3 separate regions of the Homo sapiens genome follow, and all the other regions are linked to region 3. Evidence: read pairs that join two places in POLR2A ChIA-PET (ENCODE). Cell type or tissue: A673. All regions are shown on one strand. Links, peaks and the distances in the headings refer to the core of each region. The heading gives the core; the rest is flanking DNA.

Region 1 (6,154 bases), core at 2,117-4,616, 450 kb after region 3:
ATGTTTTAAAAACATGTAACGTAAAATTTACTATTTTAACCAGTTCTAAGTATACAATTTAGTAGTGTTAAGTATATTTACATTATTGTGTAAATGTTGTAACTTTTACAGAGGAGTAAAGACAGTTTTTCCTTTTAAAAATTCCATGCTCACTGTTTTGAAAATAATAATAACAATACACCTTACTTAGTGCTTCGAAAAGGCAATGTGACAGCCACAGGTGTTTGCCCAGCTGCAGGTGCCTCTGCAAAGCATGTCTGTCATTCCCTGAATAGCTAATATAAAGAAACAGTTCAGGTGGGCACTGGCCTTCTTGTAAAAGAAGAGTGAAATCTGTCTCCAGAAGAAACATGAACTGCAAACCTCCCTGATAGGGTGCCTTCTCTTTTCTAGATAATTGCTTATCAGCCCTATGGGAAGTCCGTGGATTGGTGGGCATTTGGAGTCCTGCTGTATGAAATGTTGGCTGGGCAGGTAATTGAATTTTAAGTGATCGATAAGAGAAGTCCTCCCTACCCCCATCCACATGGTTTCTTTAGGAGAATGCATGTTTGGTAACAGCTCATAAATTGGAACCTCTATGACTTTCCCGGCCTTGGGGTCATACAAGTCTGTGGTCATTTGAAAGCCTGGGTGTGTGGCTTCACTGTGGGCCCCAGGGAGGAGGGTCTGCCAGTTGAGGGGAGCTAGGGGGAGGGTTCAAGCAGGGATTCTTCTCCTCCCACCCTCCCCTGTCATACAGGCACCCTTTGAAGGGGAGGATGAAGATGAACTCTTCCAATCCATCATGGAACACAACGTAGCCTATCCCAAGTCTATGTCCAAGGAAGCTGTGGCCATCTGCAAAGGGGTAAGTGCATCTCTTAAAGCTGTGACCAGGACCACCACATAAAGGCATGTGGGCTGTACCTTGCCCAAGAACACCCCACCAGGGGGGAACACAGCCTGAACTCCACCCTTCACTCCATTTGCCAATATGAGAACCCTGATGTGGAGCTGCTACCTCCCGGAGGAGAGAGAGCTTTTTTTCTGATTTGCACAGAAGTGCTGTAGAGAGCTGCCTGCAGCTGCGTCTTGCTGCTGGCTGGGCTGCAGTCTCTGAACCAGCACAGGGGAATGCTTATTGAATGAATGAGGTAGAAAGCACAGAGATTTTGTCAAAGAGCTGGAAGTCATGGGAAAGGGCACAAGAGGTCTTTTGCACAACTCAGGCTATCTTGCCCTGCTCTGCTGTATGTGTTTAGTTAATACTAAGAGCGTGCAACTTTTGTTCTAAAAAATACCACGCCGTGTTGAGGTTAAGGAATTCTCTAGATAAGCAGACTGAAATTCAATGTACTCAAAATCCCACTGTCTCCTCTCCCCAGACACACACACAAATGGCTAAAAGGGCATGCACGCTTGGACATCTACGGTTTATGCACAGGGCACCTGTGAAGAAAGCAGGATGTGTGTTTATGGGGAAGGATTGTTTGTTTTGCATCTTGTGTTGGACCAGGGCATACTCACAGTGACTTCTGTGAGATCCTAAAGATCAGCGACCCTCACCTTTGGAGCCATCAGAATAACCCGAAGTGCCTTACCAGAATGCACATGCTTCTGCCTTACCCCAGAGATTAAGTCTGGGTATGAGTATTTTGGAAAAGTCTCCATTTGGCTTGCAGACCACTGCCTTTAAAAATACTGTCCAAATGAAGTGATTTTTCAACTCTGATGGAAGCCTGAAAGCAATAGAATTAGACGCCCAGAAAATATGTTCTACACATAATATACTAATAAAGGATTTGCTCTCCCTCCACCCAGTGGTACAGGTTAGAACATGGCCGTGCCTTAATCAGTGGGTTCCCACCTGTGTGTCTGAATAAACCAGGGCTGCCAGTCCTAGATCTGTGGGATGCTTGCAGACTTTTCATGCCCTACTTTGTTCTTCCTGACCCCAGCCAGATGCTGGATGCACTGTCTTGGGTGAAGGAAAGCTGGGAAACTCAGGCAGGCCAATCTGAGGCTTGGCCCAGTTTGGAATAGCTGGGCCAGCCTCTCAGCCTAAAAGCGCCTTGTCACACTGCCTAAATTCCCACTCTCAATGAATCACCTAAGGTTTGCACCTCAGCTGCATAGGCTAAGATGCATGTATCCCTGGGGAAACCACCTGTGAATTAGTCTCAATCCCGAACATCTAAAGTGAATTGCTTGAAAATATTTTCTTTGAGGGTGTGAGGCAGGGAGAAAGAAAGTGAAGAATAGAGAGGGGAGTCCCAGAGGTGCATTAGGAACCCAAGCAAAGCCCATAAAGAAAAAAAAGGCACACACGAAGGCCTCCACAGGCCCCCGTAGACAAGTTATTGAAGGGTGGGGGCGGGTAGAGAGAAGGTGGTACCTGGAGCTTTTAGTTTGTTTAATAATTACCAGCATATAAGGATCCAGAGATTTCTCAAAAACATTCAGCTTTCAGGTTTCTCTTGAAAAATCAGATCTTGCCACATTGGCCTGTCATTCTTACAAAGCACCAGTCAGCTGGATTGGAAACCATGGCCCTCTGTAGTTGGAGCTTGCCCTCTGTAATTCTCAGACGTTCTCATTTGGCCAATTCTCTCCAAGTTCAAATCCTGGTTCAGGCATTAATTGCCGCAGGACCTTGGGGAAGTTGTTTGACGGCATCTGCAGATTGGGGATAATAATAGCACTCCACATTGGGTTCTTTGATGACTAAACAGCTGAATACTGTAAATCACTTAGAATAGAGGCTGGCACTCTGCTCCAAGCCCCTTGGAAGTTATTATTACTATTACTAGTGCTGACGCTATTGTGTTATCTGCCAGGTTCCTCTTGGCATTTGAGTTTGCATCCCCTGGAATTGCAACTTTTAAAGTAGGGGATTTTGGAGATCAAGGGACCCTTTGCAAATCTTGACCCTTCTACTTTCTAGGCACAAGGTGTTTTTGTTTTGTTTTGTTTTGTTTTGTTTTGTTTTGTTTTGTTTTATCAATGTCTCGCTCTGTCGCCCAGGCTAGAGTGCCGTGGAGTGATCATGGCTCACTGCAGCCTTGATCTCCCAGGCTCAAGGGATCCTCCTGCCTCTGCCTCCCAAAGTGCTGGGATTACAGGCATGGGCCACTGCACCCAGCCTAGGTGCAAGATCTTAAGCCACTTCCTTTGCATCTCTGGGCTTCTGTTTATTTTAAAAAATGGAATAGTAGTACTCATTGAAAAGAGTTTTTGAGAGCATTAAATGAGATAACATAAGAGAAAGCTCCTTGCATGATGTGGGCACATAGTAGGTGTTTAATACATCCACAGGGTCCTCCCCTTCACACGCCCGCCCTGCCTGGACAGCTGGGGGTTCTAAATGGGTCATGGAGGAAAGAGCATTTTCCAGGTCAGCTGCCTTCAGCTCCTGCTCCAATTAGCAGTTTCCCTGGTAGAGCCGTTTTCTATTAATTCAGGACCCATAACCTTCATGATTAACTGGGGTGACTCTCTTACTATTGAGTTTGGGGACCATTATTAATTGAGTGGGCTGAGTCCAATGGGGCTCTTCCTTCAAGGAGGGTACTCCAAAAACGAGTGATGCTCAAGCAAACAGCCAAATGCTTCCTCTGGAACAGCGAGCCCCAGGGGATACGTCTGGGAGGTGATCAGAGATTGGAACAGTGATTAAATCCAGCTGTCTACATGGCTTCGGGCACATTAGAGCAGAGTGCGGGAACTGGGCAGAGACTCCGAATTAATGCTGGATGTTTTTGCAGTACCTTTTCTTTGCTTGGCATCCTCCTGCTTAGACAGAAATTCAGTTGAGCTTTTGAAAACAGTCACCTGTTTAATTGAAGCAGTGTCCTTTATATGTCCATTCCCTTAAAGGCCCGATTTTCTACTAAAAAAAAAAAATTAGTAAAACCTTACTCAGATGGCTATTCCCACTTTGAACAAACTTGAAGCAAACAGAAGCCCAAATAGACAGGACCTTAGGGTGAAAACCAGCAGACACTGAACAGCTGAGACTGAACATAAAGCTATAAGAGTCCTGAGCCAGGCAGAGCTGTTCAAAGCCTTGCCCTGCTCCTTAGCTGTTTGACCTTAGGCAGATGACTTTACTTCTCTGCACCCACATCCTTTACCTGGAAAATGGGGGATAATAGTTGCTGAGGCCTTAGAGTATTGTTGCAAAGTTTAAAGAGTAATGGGTAATGGCCGGGAAGCCTTTAGCACGGAGCCTGAACGCATATGATGTTGTCATACTCAGTACACGGAAGCCGTTATTGATGTTATTATCAGTGTGAACCAAAACCTCACTGCCCTTTCTTTCCTCCCATCCTAATCTTACACAAATGTCAAGCCTTGGCTCAATTTCCTCACCCTCCATAAACCTCTCCTGACAAAGCCAGGCCACAAAAATTCCTGAGAAAACCACGTGTGAAATGCACTCCCATTTTTCTTAAAAGCCCAAGTTTTAGAGCTAGGCAGAGGTGGAGTCTGCACCCAGCTCTTACTGACTCTACCACTTCCTCTCTGGAGTCCTTACTGTTCCTCAACTTCTCTGAGTGTTCATTGCCTTTTTATTCAAATGGGAAAAATAGTATACTCACCTCATTGGGTTATTATGATGATCAGGGAAGCTCATGCATGTAAATAAAGAAGTAGCAGCTCGGCGCGGTGGCTCTTGCCTGTAATCCCAGCACTTTGGGAGGCTGAGGCAGGCAGATCATGAGGTCAGGAGATCGAGACCATCCTGGCTAACATGGTGAAACCCCGTCTCTACTAAAAATACAAGAAAATTATTAGCTGGGCATGGTGGTGGGCGCCTGTAATCCCAGCTACTCGGGAGGCTGAGGCAGGAGAATGGCGTGAACCCGGGAGGTGGAGCTTGCAGTGACCCGAGATCGCGCCTCTGCACTCCAGCCTGGGTGACAGAGTGAGACTCCGTCTCAAAAAAAAAAAAAAAAAAAAAGAAGTAGCTAGCTTAGAATGTAAGTGCTCAGTTAATTTCCCCACCCTGGAGGATACACTTTATATGACAAGTACATGCTTGTGTGTGAGACCACAAATTATCTTGCGAGGGGGCAACAGGCTGAGTGACTGTCCAACAGTGTAGGAATGAATTTCTGGGTTCATTCCTTCCCCATCATCAGCAAGTCCTGGGCAGAAGATTCTGCCATCATGGGCTTCTCAATGTGATGTCAACTCTGGAAAGCTTTTGGACTTGTATGCTTCTTTCTTTTTTTTTAATTAATCACCAACTCTTCTGTCTTTACTCCCTGTGCATTTGCTCAAGTCTTGAGATCAGAGATATTTTCATGCTGCTTTGGACTCATTTACAAGAGGAAGCCTGTCTGGTTTCATCTTGGCGCATCTATTCATCTTGTTATTTAGCACTCAGAGACCCAAAGATGGAGGGTTTTGATAATTAAGTAATTTAAACGGAACACCAAAGAAACCTCAGCGGCTTTGTGTGTAATGTATGATACAAGGGAAATGAGCTGGGCTAGGTTTTGACTATTTAATGGGCTTTCAGAAAGTAATTACTTGAAACTTGGGCCCCTTTGACTAATACTTTTTCTTCTGTTTTGTCATTTTTGCAAGTGCTTTACTGAGAAATGCAAATGGTATCTGAATGAATGTAGCCTTTGCTTTTGTCAAACTCCAGTTTTCTTGTTGTGGGAGGAGGGAAGTTTGAAGATATTGAAACTGTCCTAATTAAATGCACTGGTAATTGCACAAAACTTATTCTTAAACCAAAATGGATAAATGGATCATGTGGCATTTATTTTTTTCTTTCTGTTTTTTTTTTTTTGGTTGTTTTTTTGGTTTTGTTTTTTTTTTTTGAGATGGAGTCTCTCTCTGTCGCCAGACTGTAGAGTGCAGTGGCGCGATCTCAGCTCACTGCAACCTCCGCTTCCCGGGTTCAACAATTCTCCTGCCTCAGCCTCCCAAGTAGCTGGGACTACAGGTGTGTGCCACCATACCCAGCTAATTTTTGTATTTTTAGTAGAGACAGGGTTTCACCATGTTGGCCAGGATGGTCTCAATCTCTTGACCTTGTGATTCGCCCGCCTAGGCCTCCCAAAGTGCTGGGATTACAGGTGTGAGCCACTGTGCCTGGCCCTCATGTGGCATTTCTAACTTGAAGTTCACGGCCACATTCAGGCTTCGTTTTGAT
Region 2 (6,154 bases), core at 2,398-4,897, 280 kb after region 3:
TTTTTTTGTAGAGATGGGGTTTCATCATGTTGCCCAGGCTGGTCTCAAACTCTTGGGCTCAAGCAATCCTCCCACCTTGGCCTCCCAAAGTGCTGGGACTACTCAGGCATAAGCCACCATGCCCAGCCACCACTCTATTTTTTTTTAAATTGGAGGTAGGGTAAGAAGGACTGGGCCAGGTCGTCCTTCCCACAATTCCAGTCTCACTGTTTCTATCTATTGAAAAGCATTTCTGGCATTTGCTTGGTACCTTTCCCTGGTTTCTGGGCTGAAATAGATTTTATCCCATTTTTAAACAATTCCTTCTGATACTTTCAGGGGTAGTTTGTGGATGAGAGCAGAGTGAAATGCATAGGCTCAGGTTTGTGGCCTTGCAAGTTAATAAAGAGTGTGGACTTTGGAACTAGCCTGCCTGGGCTCCAATCTTGGCTCTGGTACCTACTAGCTGTGTATCATTGTTTTCATTGTTTTGTTTTGTTTTATTTTGTTTTGTTTGAGACAGGATCTCACTCTGTTGTTGGGGCCAGAGTTCAGTGGTGCAATCATAGCTCACTGCAGCCTCCAATTCCTGGGATCAAGTGATCCTCCCACCTCAGCCTCCTGAGTGGTTAGGACCACAGGCATACACCACCACACCTGGCTAATTTTAAATTTTTTTGTAGAGATGGGGTCTTGCTATGTTGCCCGGATGGGTCTTAGCCTCCCAAAGTGCTGGGATTACAGGCATGAACCATTGTGTCCCACCTTAGCTGTGCACTTTAAATAAGTCACTTGACCTCTCTGTTCCTGTTTCTTCATTTACAAGGTGAAGATGATAATATACTACTTCTTAGGGTGAGTATTAAATAAGTTAACCTATGCAAAGAGGTTAAAACAGTGCCTAGCATATCATAGAAATGTTTGCTTGACCCAGAGGCCTGAACCTGCTTTGCCTTCAGTGTTGGTCTTTAGGTCCTGGCTTCACTCCTTAATGCTGCATCTCAGCCTTTCCTCATGAAACTTTCTGTCTTTGATCCTTTTCACTCCTTAACTGTGAATCTCCCAAATTCCACTGAGCAGTGATCAATTCTTGGGGCATCTTGCTCTGTGTTCCCAGACATTCCTTCACCCTCATTTTCTCTCCATGGCCAAATCCTATAGTGCCTCCTAAATAATTATAGCTGACATGTATGTAGCACCTATCATATGCCACGTGCTGTTCTAAGTGATTGATATATGCTAACTCATTTAATCCTCACCCTATGAGAAAGATGCTTTTTTAACACCTATTTTATAGAGGAGGAAACTGAGGCCCAGAGAAGTGAACTGACTTGCCAGGTCACATAACTAATAAGCAGAGTCTGGATTTGAGTTTGGCTCTAGAGCCTGCTCTTAGCCACCATGTCCCATCCTCACTGAGAGGACCCTTGTTCAACTCCACTAACCCTCTCTGGACAAGTAGCCTCTGGTCCTGTCTCCCTGCTTCCTCTCTGTCTCACTGGCCTACCCTTTCCACACCTTTCTAAAAACCAAATGTGATCATGTCATCCTCTTTGTTGAAAACATGTCAATGGCTTCCCATTGTTCTTGGGACAAAGTAAATACTCTTTGAAGTGGCTGCGAAGCAGGGTGGACATACGTCCTCCTCTGCCAAGCTTGCCTATAAACCAAATTGGTTTGTTCTGTTGTGTCAGCGTACCACAAGGCTGGTGCCCTTGTCATCCTCACAAGAGTCCCTGTTGGAAGATACAGGATATGATTGTCCTACTCATGAGGCCCTGCGTGCTCTGGCGTCAGGGTCCCTCCAGCCTTTGCTTGACCACTCTGAGTACCTTCGTTCACTCCTCTGTTCATCCTGCCACCAGGCATTTGCACATACTTCTCCCTTGGCTGAGATACTCTTCTCTCTCTTCTTCCCTGTGAGTTCAGTGGGTCTCAATTCTAGTTGCATTGTAGAATCTTCTGCAGGGCTTTTTAACTGAATGCAGTGTCTGCACCCATTCCAGACCAACTAAGTCCAAATCTCTGATTGATTCAGAACCTCTCAGTTGCATGCAGGGTTAAGGGCCCTGGTCAACTCACGCTGGTCCTCTAGACTGCAGCTCAAGCATCACTTCCTCAGGGAAGCCCTTCCTGACCTCCCTGACCAGGCCCATTTCCAATATTTTGTACTCAGCACACCACATACCTCTTCTTGCTGTCACATATCTTAGGGACATCTAAATATTAGGTTGGTGCAAAAGTAATTGCGGTTTTTGCTATTGTAAATAATGGTGCAATAGTAATTAGTTAAAAGTAATTAAAAATAATGGCAAAAGCACAGTTACTTCTGCACCAACCTAATATTTACTTACATGGTGACAAAGAACCCAGATTCTGGATAAAAATGAATCACTAGCTGTGTGACCTTGGGCGAGTTACTTAACTTCTCTGTGTCTCAGTTTTCTCCCCTATAAAATAGGAATAGTCAAAAACCTGTTTTACATGGTCGTTGAGGATCAAATTAGTTCATAATATGTAAGGCGCTTGGAACAGTGCCTGGCACATGGTGAGTGCTGTATGTGGTAGCTGTTACTGCACTAGTAATTATTACCCCCTGCTGGGATCTGTAAATCCCTGAAGGTGGGGTTGGCATCCGTTGTTTGATCACTCCACACCTAGGATGCTGCATGAACATAATAGCTCTTCAATACCTGTCTGTTCAGCAGAGTGGCGTCCTAGTGAGGTTCTTGGTAAAAGATGAAAGGTGAGATGTGGAATTGCAAAAAAAAAAAAAAAGTATAGACATCAGAGTTGGCCTGCACAGAATTCACCTTCCTCAGTTAGGGCCCTTGTCTATGCGGGCCTGCTGGTTCAGGGTCATTGTTTCTAGCGGTCATGAGGATCAGAGCCTGCCTGGACTTGCTGTGTGCAGAGTCCCCGGTGCAGATGGCCACCTGGCAGGCATTTGCTCCAGCAGCATCCTTTGCAGGAATGGGAGGCTCCTCTGTAATTCACAAACTCACCGTGTCCTTCTATACAGAGGATCTTTCTGCTCTTCTGAAATGCAGACTTGGGTGTGCTGAGAGCTTCTGTGACAGAGGGTGCTGTCAGGAAGCTGGGCATCCAGGGCTGCACCTGGAAACCAAGCTGGCAGCGGCTTTGCAAGTTGAATAATCTTATGTTGTGATCTTGCATTTACGGGACCCCCCACTTAGCAAAAAGGGGTGCTCAGACCACTTCCCTTAGTTGGCTTACGGCACTGCAGGGGGAGAGGGGTGGGGAGGGGAGGAGATGGGTGTGGTTTTGTGGGTGATGGAGGATTTATTTATAATGTGGGTGTGATCCGTTGCCATGTGACTATTCCCTGAAACTACTGTACACCCTGAGCAATGAATGCACAACCCGGCCTGCACAGGAAGAGGTGGGGCTCACTCTGTGAACAGCCTCCACCAGAACTCGAAGGCCCCCTGGGGAATACCAAGCCTAACCCCTTTGTTTTCAGAAGGAGGAACTGAGACCAGACCATGGCAGTGACTTGCCCAAGATCACAGATGTCATTTTTATTCTAAGCTAACATTTGTCATATGGATACTACATGCCAGTCACTGTGCCAAGCTAAGCATCATCATTGTGATTTCATTAATCTGTACACATCTAGAAAGCAGGCTCATTATATTCAGCAAACACTTGCATAGTGTATATATGATGTGCCAGGCACTGTGCTGAGTCTTTTACAAATATTAATCCATTAAATTCTCATAATCCTATGAGGATTTAGTGTGATTATTATTTCCTTTTATTTATTTATTTAAGACAGAGTCTTGCTCTTGTCACCCAGGCTGGAGTGCAATGGCATGATCTCGGCTCACTGCAACCTCCACCTCCTGGGTTCGAGCAATTCTCCTGCCTCAACTTCCTCCCAAGTAGCTGGGACTACAGGCACCCGCCACCATGCCCAGCTAGCTAATTTTTGTATTTTTAGAAGAGATGGGGTTTTACCATGTTGGCCAGGCTGGTCTCGAACTCCTGGCCTCAAGTGATCCGCCCGCCTTGGCCTCCCAAAATGCTGGGATTACAGGTGTGAACTGCCGCGCCTGGCCTTATTTCCATTTTAAAGATGAGGACCCTGAAGCTCAGAGAGGTTGGGTAACCTGTCCAAAGTCACACAGCTGGGAGGTCATTGAGTTGGGAGTCAATCTCAGACAGTCTGGCCTTGAAGTGTCTGCTCCAGCACTGTCATTTCTCTCCATGTGACAGCTCTTCTCTCCATTTTACAGGTGAGAAAATCAAGGCTTATATAACTCAAGTAGCTTGCTCGAGGCTGCACGACTGGAAATTACCAGAGCTGGTGTTGAATTTGCACATTCCAGCTATAGAATCTGACCCCTGATCTCATGCTAAACTCCCTCTCAGTGGGGCTAGGGTCTTTTGGCTGAGGGGTCCAAGCTGGGAACAGGTCACGGGGGTTGAGGCAGAGCCTGAAGCCAGCAGGTGGAGGTGGGGTGGTGTCAGCCAGGTCTACCTGGGTTGACTCTGAACCTCATGCAGTGGAGCAGTTACTCCCTTCCCATGGGGCAGAGCCCCAGCTAGGTGGCCATCGCCTGGTTACACCCTCTAATTCCTTAAGATTTCAGCTTAAACTTCATTTTCTCAGGGAAGCCCTCCTGACTCTATCCAGCCGACACTCTCCTTGTAAATTCTCTAAGCACTGAGTGTCTCCTTTGCAGCTGTTGGAAGTGTACATTGGTTTATGCTTCTTTATTGTTTTCCCCAACTAGACTGACATAGGGAAGGTACTCAACGAATATTTGGTGACTAAATGGTTAAATAAGTGAATGGCTTATAGCTGTAGTAGAAGGAATTGGCACAGGAAATCAAGACTGAAGTCCAAGAAGTGGAAATATATATAAGGTTTATTGGGAAAAGTCACAACTCAGTAGGCACAGGGATGCCCTGAGCAGTGATAATTAATAATTAATAGTTAATAATAATAGCTTGTACTTATTGAGTGCCTGCTCTGTGTCAGGCAGCTGTTTTAAAGGTTGTGGGTAATTCATTCCCTAGAACCTCACAAAACAAATATTGTTATCCCCTAGGGATAACTACCGCTAGGGTTATTATCCTAGCTCCCCCTAGGGTTGTTGTTCCTAGACAGTTAAGGTTAACTAGGGATAACATCAAGAGAGCTGGCCCAAGGTCACCATTTCTTCCCAGCTTTTAACCAACGTTTTGAGAATACAGTATTCCCCATCAAAATCGTGGCTCACCACGGCTGTGAGTTTCACCCAGCGGCCTGGGTGGTCATGGTGAAAGCTAGAAATACATCTCTGGAAGACATTTTCAGGTATGCTACAGAGGCTGGCATACCCGGGCTAAGAGCTGCTGGCCTGGCTAATGAACTAAGATCACTCGTTGAAACAACAGGTATAAATCTCCAAGCAGAAAAGACTCGCTTAACATGGATGGCAAATGTTGTCTACCAAGAAGACCCAAGAAAATAATCAAATACCCTTTGCCAAGAATGTCTGGTTATAAAATAAAGATATAAATGACAATAACTTTTCTGTATTTTAGCAACAACCAGTTAAAATAAATTTGAAAAAATCCCAGTTAAAATAGCAATAAAGAGGTAAAATACCTAGGAATAAATACTTAGGCCCCAACTAAGAGAGTTTATGGGGGAAAAAATCTTTTCTGGAAAAACACAAGAAGGCTCAAATTACATGTGAATTCCACCCCTAGCTCCCCCAATCTGTTTTTCTCCTGGCAGCCGTGGTTCTATATCACATCCCACCTCACCCCTTAGCTCAGCCACAGCACCCAGCTCTGCACAATTCCTTATTCTAAATTCTGATTGGCCCAGTTCTTCCTTCATAAATTTCATATCACTGACCCAACCTTGGTCTATTCAGCATTGGCTGGAAGTATGAGGTCAGATGCTTTACTGTCCACTGAGCTGGTGCTGTAGGTTGGAATTTTTCTAGAAGGGTCAATAAGTTAAGCAGCCAATGATTGGCATTTCCAGCACAATCTGGGAGAATACATGGATAAGAATAACCAAGAAAAATTTGAAAGTAAGCAGGAATGCTAGGGGAGGGGCCAGTGGGTATAAAGGTGTGTGCCTCTAGATACCAAGAGCTTATACTATGGTATGGTGCAACGGTGGGGAGAGAGAGACAGATCAGTGGAGCAT
Region 3 (6,154 bases), core at 2,393-4,892:
ATAACCCAATTCTACAGGCCTCGAAGGACTCACATGATCCACCGACCTATCTGAATGAGCTCTTTCAGTCTATCAAGATGGGCCAGGTGCAGTGTCTCATGTCTGTAATCCCAGCACTTTGGGAAGTCAAGGTGGGAGGATCGCTTGAGCCCAGGAGTTCAAGACCAGCCTGGGCAACAAAGCAAGATCTCATCTCTGCTAAAAAAAAAAAAAAAAGACTGAGCATGGAGGTACACACCTGTGGTCCCAGCTACTCAGGAGGTTGAGGTGGGAGGATTGCTTGAGCTGGGGAGGTTAAGACTGAAGTGAGGACTATGATCACCACTGCACTCCAGCCTGGGCAACAGAGTGAGACCCTGTTTCAAAAAAAAAAAAAAAATGAGATGGCGAAGAATGACAGAGGGTAGAGAAGAATAATATAACAGGCGAAGTGTGGTGGCTCATGCCTGTAATCCCAGCACTTTGGGAGGCCGAGGGGGTGGATCACCTGAGGTCAGGAGGTTGAGACCAGCCTGGCCAATATGGCAAAACCCTGTCGCTACTAAAAATACAAAAATTAGCCGGGTATGGTGGTGCATGCCTGTAATCCCAGGTACTTGAGAGGCTGAGGTGGGAGAATCGTTTGAACCCAGGAGATGGAGGCTGCAGTGAGCTGAAATTGTGCCACTGCACTCCAGCCTAGATGACAAAGTGAGACACCGTCTCAAAAAAAAGAAAAATGCCCCAAAACCCAAAACAAAAACAATAACAGTAACAATAATAACAGTAAAGATACAGGGCGTTTCCTATGGGCCAGGCACTGTACAAAGAGCCTTGCATACATAGTGTCATATATTTCTCACAACAATCCTACAAGGTAACTACTACTATTATCCCCATTTCATCTATGACCAAATTGAGTCACAGAAAAGGTTCGGAGAAGTTTAGAGTTAACTTTCCCTAGACACACAACTTGTAAGCTAAATTATAGAAACAGGTGCAGGGTGCGGTGGCTTATGCCTGTAATCCCAGCACTTGGGAGGCTGAGGCAGGCAGATCACGAGGTCAGGAGATCAAAACCATCCTGGCCAACACGGTGAAACCCCGTCTCTACTAAAAATACTAAAATTAGCTGGGTGTGGTGTCGTGCGCCTGTAATCCCAGCTACTTGGGAGGCTGAGGCAGGAGAATCACTTGAACCTGGGAGGCGGAGATTGAAGTGAGCCAAGATAGGGCATCTGCACTCCAGCCTGGTGACAGGGCCAAGACTCCATCTCAAACAAACAAACAAACAAGCAAACAAACAAAAAAATAAATTATAGAACCAGGCAGGCCAGTCTCAAAAACAACAACAACAACAACAACAACAACAACAACAACAACAACAACAAAACCAGGGCCAGGCATGGTAGCTCACACCTGTAATCCCAGCACTTTGGGAGCCCGAGGGGGAGGATTGCCTGAGCCCAGTAGTTCAAGACCAGCCTAGGCGACATGGTGAGACCCTGTGTCTAAGAAGAAAAATAAATAAATAAATAAAATAAAGAGCCAGACTTTGAACCTTGGTGATCTGACTTCAAATCTGAAGTTCTTAACCTCTGTGCTATATTGCATTTCAGAGAAAATCCTTTGGACATGTTTTTGTTTTGTTTTGTTTTCTTTTCTTTTCATTTCCTTAGGATGGAATGATTTGGCTGTGAGTTTTAGATTTCGGTGGAAGCACGAAACTGATGATAATAGTGGTAACATTTGCAGGGTGGTGGCTTATTTCGGATCATGGAACTGTCTACTTAGGCTCTGGGATTATCCTGGGTGCATTGCCTAATCCTGCAGACTAGATCCCAGGTGTGGGTGGATCCCCTCATAGAACATTATTTGAAATGGGAACTGGATTGGAGGTGAGTTCTTGGCTGTGTGTCATAGTGTGGCTGAAACTGAAGCAATGAGCTCACTCACTTTAGAAGTCTTTGGAAGCAACAATAAAGATGGCCGGGCACAGTAGCTCACACCTGTAATCCCAGCACTTTGGGAGGCCGAGGCAGGCAGATCACCTGAGGTCAGGAGTTCAAGACCAGCCTGGCCAACATGGGGAAACCCCGTCACTACCAAAAATACAAAAATTAGCCCGGCGTGGTGGTGGGCACCTGTAATCCCAGCTACTTGGGAGTCTGAGTTAGGAGACTGGCGTGAACCTGGGAGGCGGAGGTTGCATTGAGCCAAGATTGTGCCACTGCACTTCAGCCTGGCCGACAGAGTGAGACTCCATCTGAAAACGAAACAAAACAAAACAAAACAAAAAAACCCAGTAAAGAGACACTCGTAAGGTCCTCAAGGGTCTGCCCGTGGGTTTTGTCAGAACTCACAGTAGCTCTCCAGACTACAGTCAGAATAGTTCTATTCTGGCAATTCTCCCTTGCAACTCTGGCTCTCTGGCTCTCTGGCTGACAAGAGGTTTGGCTTTTGTTTTGTTTGTTTTGAGACAGGGTCTTGTTCTGTCGCCCAGGCTGGAGCGCAGTGGCGCTGTCTTGGCTCACTGCAATCTCTGCCTCCTGGATTCAGGCGATTCTCTTGCCTCATCCCCCCACATAGCTGAGATTACAGGCCCATGCCATCCCGCCTTGCTAATTTTTGTATTTTTAGTGGAGACGGGGTTTCGCCATGTTGGCTAGGCTGGTCTTGAACCCCTGACCTCAAGTGATCCACCTGCCTTGGCCTCCCAAAGTGCTGAGATTACAGGCGTGAGCCACCGTGCTCAGCCTTGCTTTGTTTTTTTGAGACAGGGTCTCGCTTTGTCCCACAGGCTGGAGTGCAGTGGGATGATCACACCTCACTCCAGCCTAGACCTCCTGGGCTCAAACCATACTCCCGCCTCAGCCTCCCGAGTAGCTGAGACTATAGGTGCACACCACCACGGCCGGCTAATTTTCGTATGTTTTTTTAGTAGAGACAGGTCTTGCTATGTTGCCCAGGCTGATCTTGAACTCCTGGGCTCAAGCAATCCTCCCACCTCGGCCTCCCAAAGTGCTGGGATTACAGGCATCAGCCACCATGCCTGGCTAGAGGCTTAGTGTTAAGTCTTTTATTTACCTGGAGAAAGTGTGAAGAGGAATGTTGGCCTCTAGGGAAGACCCCTTTCCATCCGTGGCCTCCTGAGGGGCCATTCAAGGTGTTAGGGAAAGTTTGGACTCTGGCTTGATGGTTTCGTTTTTGTTTTTTCTCTTTCACAGCTTTGAATGGTTCCTCTCTTCTCTCTCGAGGCTGGTGTGGCAGAAAGATCTGGGGCTGTTTCCTGCTATGTGTGTGTGTGTGTGCGTGTGTGTGTGTGTGTGGTTCAGAAGGGTTTGGTTCTAAGTAGATCTTTGGAAAATCTTTCCTCATTAAATTGGTGACATTAACCCAGAGGAGCCAATTAAAGGCCTAATGCAAAACCTACTTCCAGCGGGGGGCAGTAGAGTGTAGCAGTTAAACATGTGGGCTTCGCTTCTGTATTTGGGTTTGAAACTGGCTTCAACCAGTAGTTGCCACGCATTTGTGATTACACGCCTCTTTCAGTGAGAAATTTTTGAACCTGCACCCTCAAATATATATATATATATATATATATATATATATATATATATATATATATATATATATATATAATTATTTATAAGTTGTACGCATAATTCTGGTCCTATTTGTTATATCATAAAACATAATAAAATTGAAATTAAGAATGAAAAAATAAAATGAACTCTTAAAATGCTTTATCGAGGCATAATTGACAATGAATTGCACATATAAAAGAGCATGATTTGAGAAGTTTTGATATATATATACACATACACACACACACCTATGAAACCATGACACAATCAAGATAGTGAACACACCCATCAGACCCAAAGGTTTTCTTTGCCTCTCTGTAACTACTCCTCACCTGTTTCTGCTCTTCTATCCCTGAGTAACCACCAATCCGCTTTCTGTCACTATAAATTAGTTTGCATTTTGTAGAGTTTTGTATAAATGGCATTGTACACTATGGATTATTTTCTTGTCTGGCTTCTTTCACTCGGCATAATTATTTTGAGTTTCAAGCTAATTATGGATGAAATTAAGGATGAAATAATGATGGAGTTAATTATTAAAAATACTGTTTTATTTTGTTTGTTTGTTAATGGTAGAAAATATTTGTGCTTTCAAATTGTAGATTTTTTTTTTTTTTCAATTTGAGATACAGTCTTGCCCTGTTGCCCAGGCTGGTGTGATCATGGCTCACTGCAGCCTCGACCTCCCAGGCTCAAGTGAATCCTCCCACCTCAGCCTCCCAAGTAGCTGGGACAACAGGCAAGTTCCACCAAGCTCCGCTAATTTTTAAAGTTTTTTTTTTTTTTTTTTATACAGATGGAGGTCTTGCTATGTTGCCCACACTGGTCTCAAACTCCTGGACCCAAGTGATCCTTCCACCTCAGCCTCCCAAAGTCCTGGGATTACAGACATGAGCCACCACACCCAGCATATAGAGATTTGTCTTTATGTCCTGGATACTAGTTTTTTTCTTTTACATTAGATTGAATTTTTTTAATTTAATTTTTTTTTGATGGAGTCTTGTTCTGTTGCCAGGCTGGAGTGCAGTGGCACAATCTCAGCTCATTGCAACCTCTGCCTCCCAGGTTCAAGTGATTCTCCTGCCTCAGCCTCCCGAGTAGCTGGGATTACAGGCACCCACCACCACACCCAGTTAATTTTTGTATTTTTAGTAGAGACGGGGTTTCACCATGTTGGCCAGGCTGGTCTCGATCTCCTGACCTTGTGATTCACCCGCCTCTACCTCCTAAAGTGCTGGGATTACAGGCGTGAGCCACCGCGCCTGGCCTAATTTAATTTCTGAGTAAGTAATACATTCACATGGTTTCAAACCTAACCATATAAAAACATACAAAGTGTGAACTCTCTCTAACTGTTGCTCCCTATTCATCTAAATGCACCATGCCCTCCCACATTCCTAAATAAGTTTCTTAGGCATCTTCTGGATTTATTTATGCAAATATATACACATATGTATGTATATATAGATATGTACTTTCTTGGTATTCTCTGGTTTTTTTGTTTTTTATTTTTTTGAGATGGAGTCTCACTGTGTCACCCAGGCTGCAGTGCAGTGGTGCGATCTCGGGTAACTGTAGCCTTTGCCTCCCATGCTCAAGTGATTCTCCTGCCTCAGCCTCCCGAGTAGCTGGGATTACAAGTGTGCACCACCACACCCAGCTAATTTTTGTATTTTTAGTAGAGACAGGGTTTCACCATGTTGTCCAGGCTGGTCGTGAACTCCTGACCTCAAGTGATCCACCTGCCCTGGCCTCCCAAAGTGCTGGGAATACAGGCATGAGCCACTGCTCCTGGCCACATTCTGTTGTATTTTTAACAGAAAAGATAGCATATTATTCACAATCATGCATATTGTTCTACAACTAGCTTTTTCATGTGACATATCTTGGAGATCTTCCTATATGAGTTTGTAGAAAGGTTTCTCCCTTCCTTCTTTCTTGCCTTCCTCTCCTTCCTTCCTTCCTTTCTTCCTTCCATCCTTCCTTCCCTCCTTCCATCCTTCCTTCCTTCCTTCCCTCCTTCCTTCCCTCCTTCCTTCCTTCCTTCCTTCCTTCCTTCCTTCCTTCCTTCCTTCCTTCCTTCCTTCCTTCCTTCCCTCCTTCCCTCCCTCCCTCTCTCCCTCCCTCCCTCCATCCCTCCCTCCCTCCCTCCCTCCCTCCCTTCCTTCCTTCCTTCTTTCCTTCTTCTCTCTCCTTCCCTCTTTCTTACAGCTTCATTTTATTTCATGGTACTGTACTTTATTTAACCTGATGGACACTTGGATGGTTTCTGTTTCCTTTTTTTTCTTTTTTTTGGCTAGGTAAAAAACCAATTTTGCATCAGATAACCTTGTGCACATATCATTTTACAAACATGCGAGTGTTTCTGTAGGGTTAATTCTTAGAAGTTGGATTGCTGAGTCTAGGAGTCCATATAATATATTTGGGATTTTAATGGATAGTATCCACATGACCTCTGCAGGAGTTATACCAATGAACACAACCCTCTACAGGGAGAAACTGAAATGAGAGTGCCTAGGTCCTGAGAGCCTCACCACCAGTATATTTTTCCAACTTCAGAATTCTTTTTTCTATTCTCAGAAATTAAA

The links. Peaks named below come from ENCODE experiments on the same cell type or tissue, not always from the same donor. Only the 100,000 strongest peaks of a DNase experiment are listed, where the experiment ranks them.
Region 1: POLR2A ChIA-PET joins it to region 3 with 5 read pairs; 1 of 35 experiments calls an interaction of 5 or more read pairs at or near these places.
Region 2: POLR2A ChIA-PET joins it to region 3 with 5 read pairs; 2 of 35 experiments call an interaction of 5 or more read pairs at or near these places.

Annotation. Positions count from the first base shown.
Region 1 is chr16:24,184,718-24,190,871 of GRCh38, forward strand. PRKCB (protein kinase C beta) reads left to right here. Exons shown (of 17, transcript NM_002738.7): 14 at 394-474; 15 at 743-850. Among named protein-coding and RNA genes, the nearest start is that of MIR1273H, 15 kb to the right of the region's middle. In A673, for the core only: no CTCF peak of the experiment used is centred there; a DNase peak (open chromatin) is centred at 3,634.
Region 2 is chr16:24,011,040-24,017,193 of GRCh38, forward strand. All of the region lies in intron 3 of PRKCB (protein kinase C beta), which reads left to right. Among named protein-coding and RNA genes, the nearest start is that of PRKCB, 180 kb to the left of the region's middle. RefSeq lists enhancers at 3,412-3,531, 3,642-3,711. In A673, for the core only: no CTCF peak of the experiment used is centred there; DNase peaks (open chromatin) are centred at 2,522 and 3,382; H3K27ac peaks cover 1,591 bases.
Region 3 is chr16:23,731,969-23,738,122 of GRCh38, forward strand. No RefSeq gene overlaps it. Among named protein-coding and RNA genes, the nearest start is that of CHP2, 20 kb to the right of the region's middle. In A673, for the core only: a CTCF peak has its summit at 3,408 (motif pointing right); a DNase peak (open chromatin) is centred at 3,433; H3K27ac peaks cover 1,779 bases.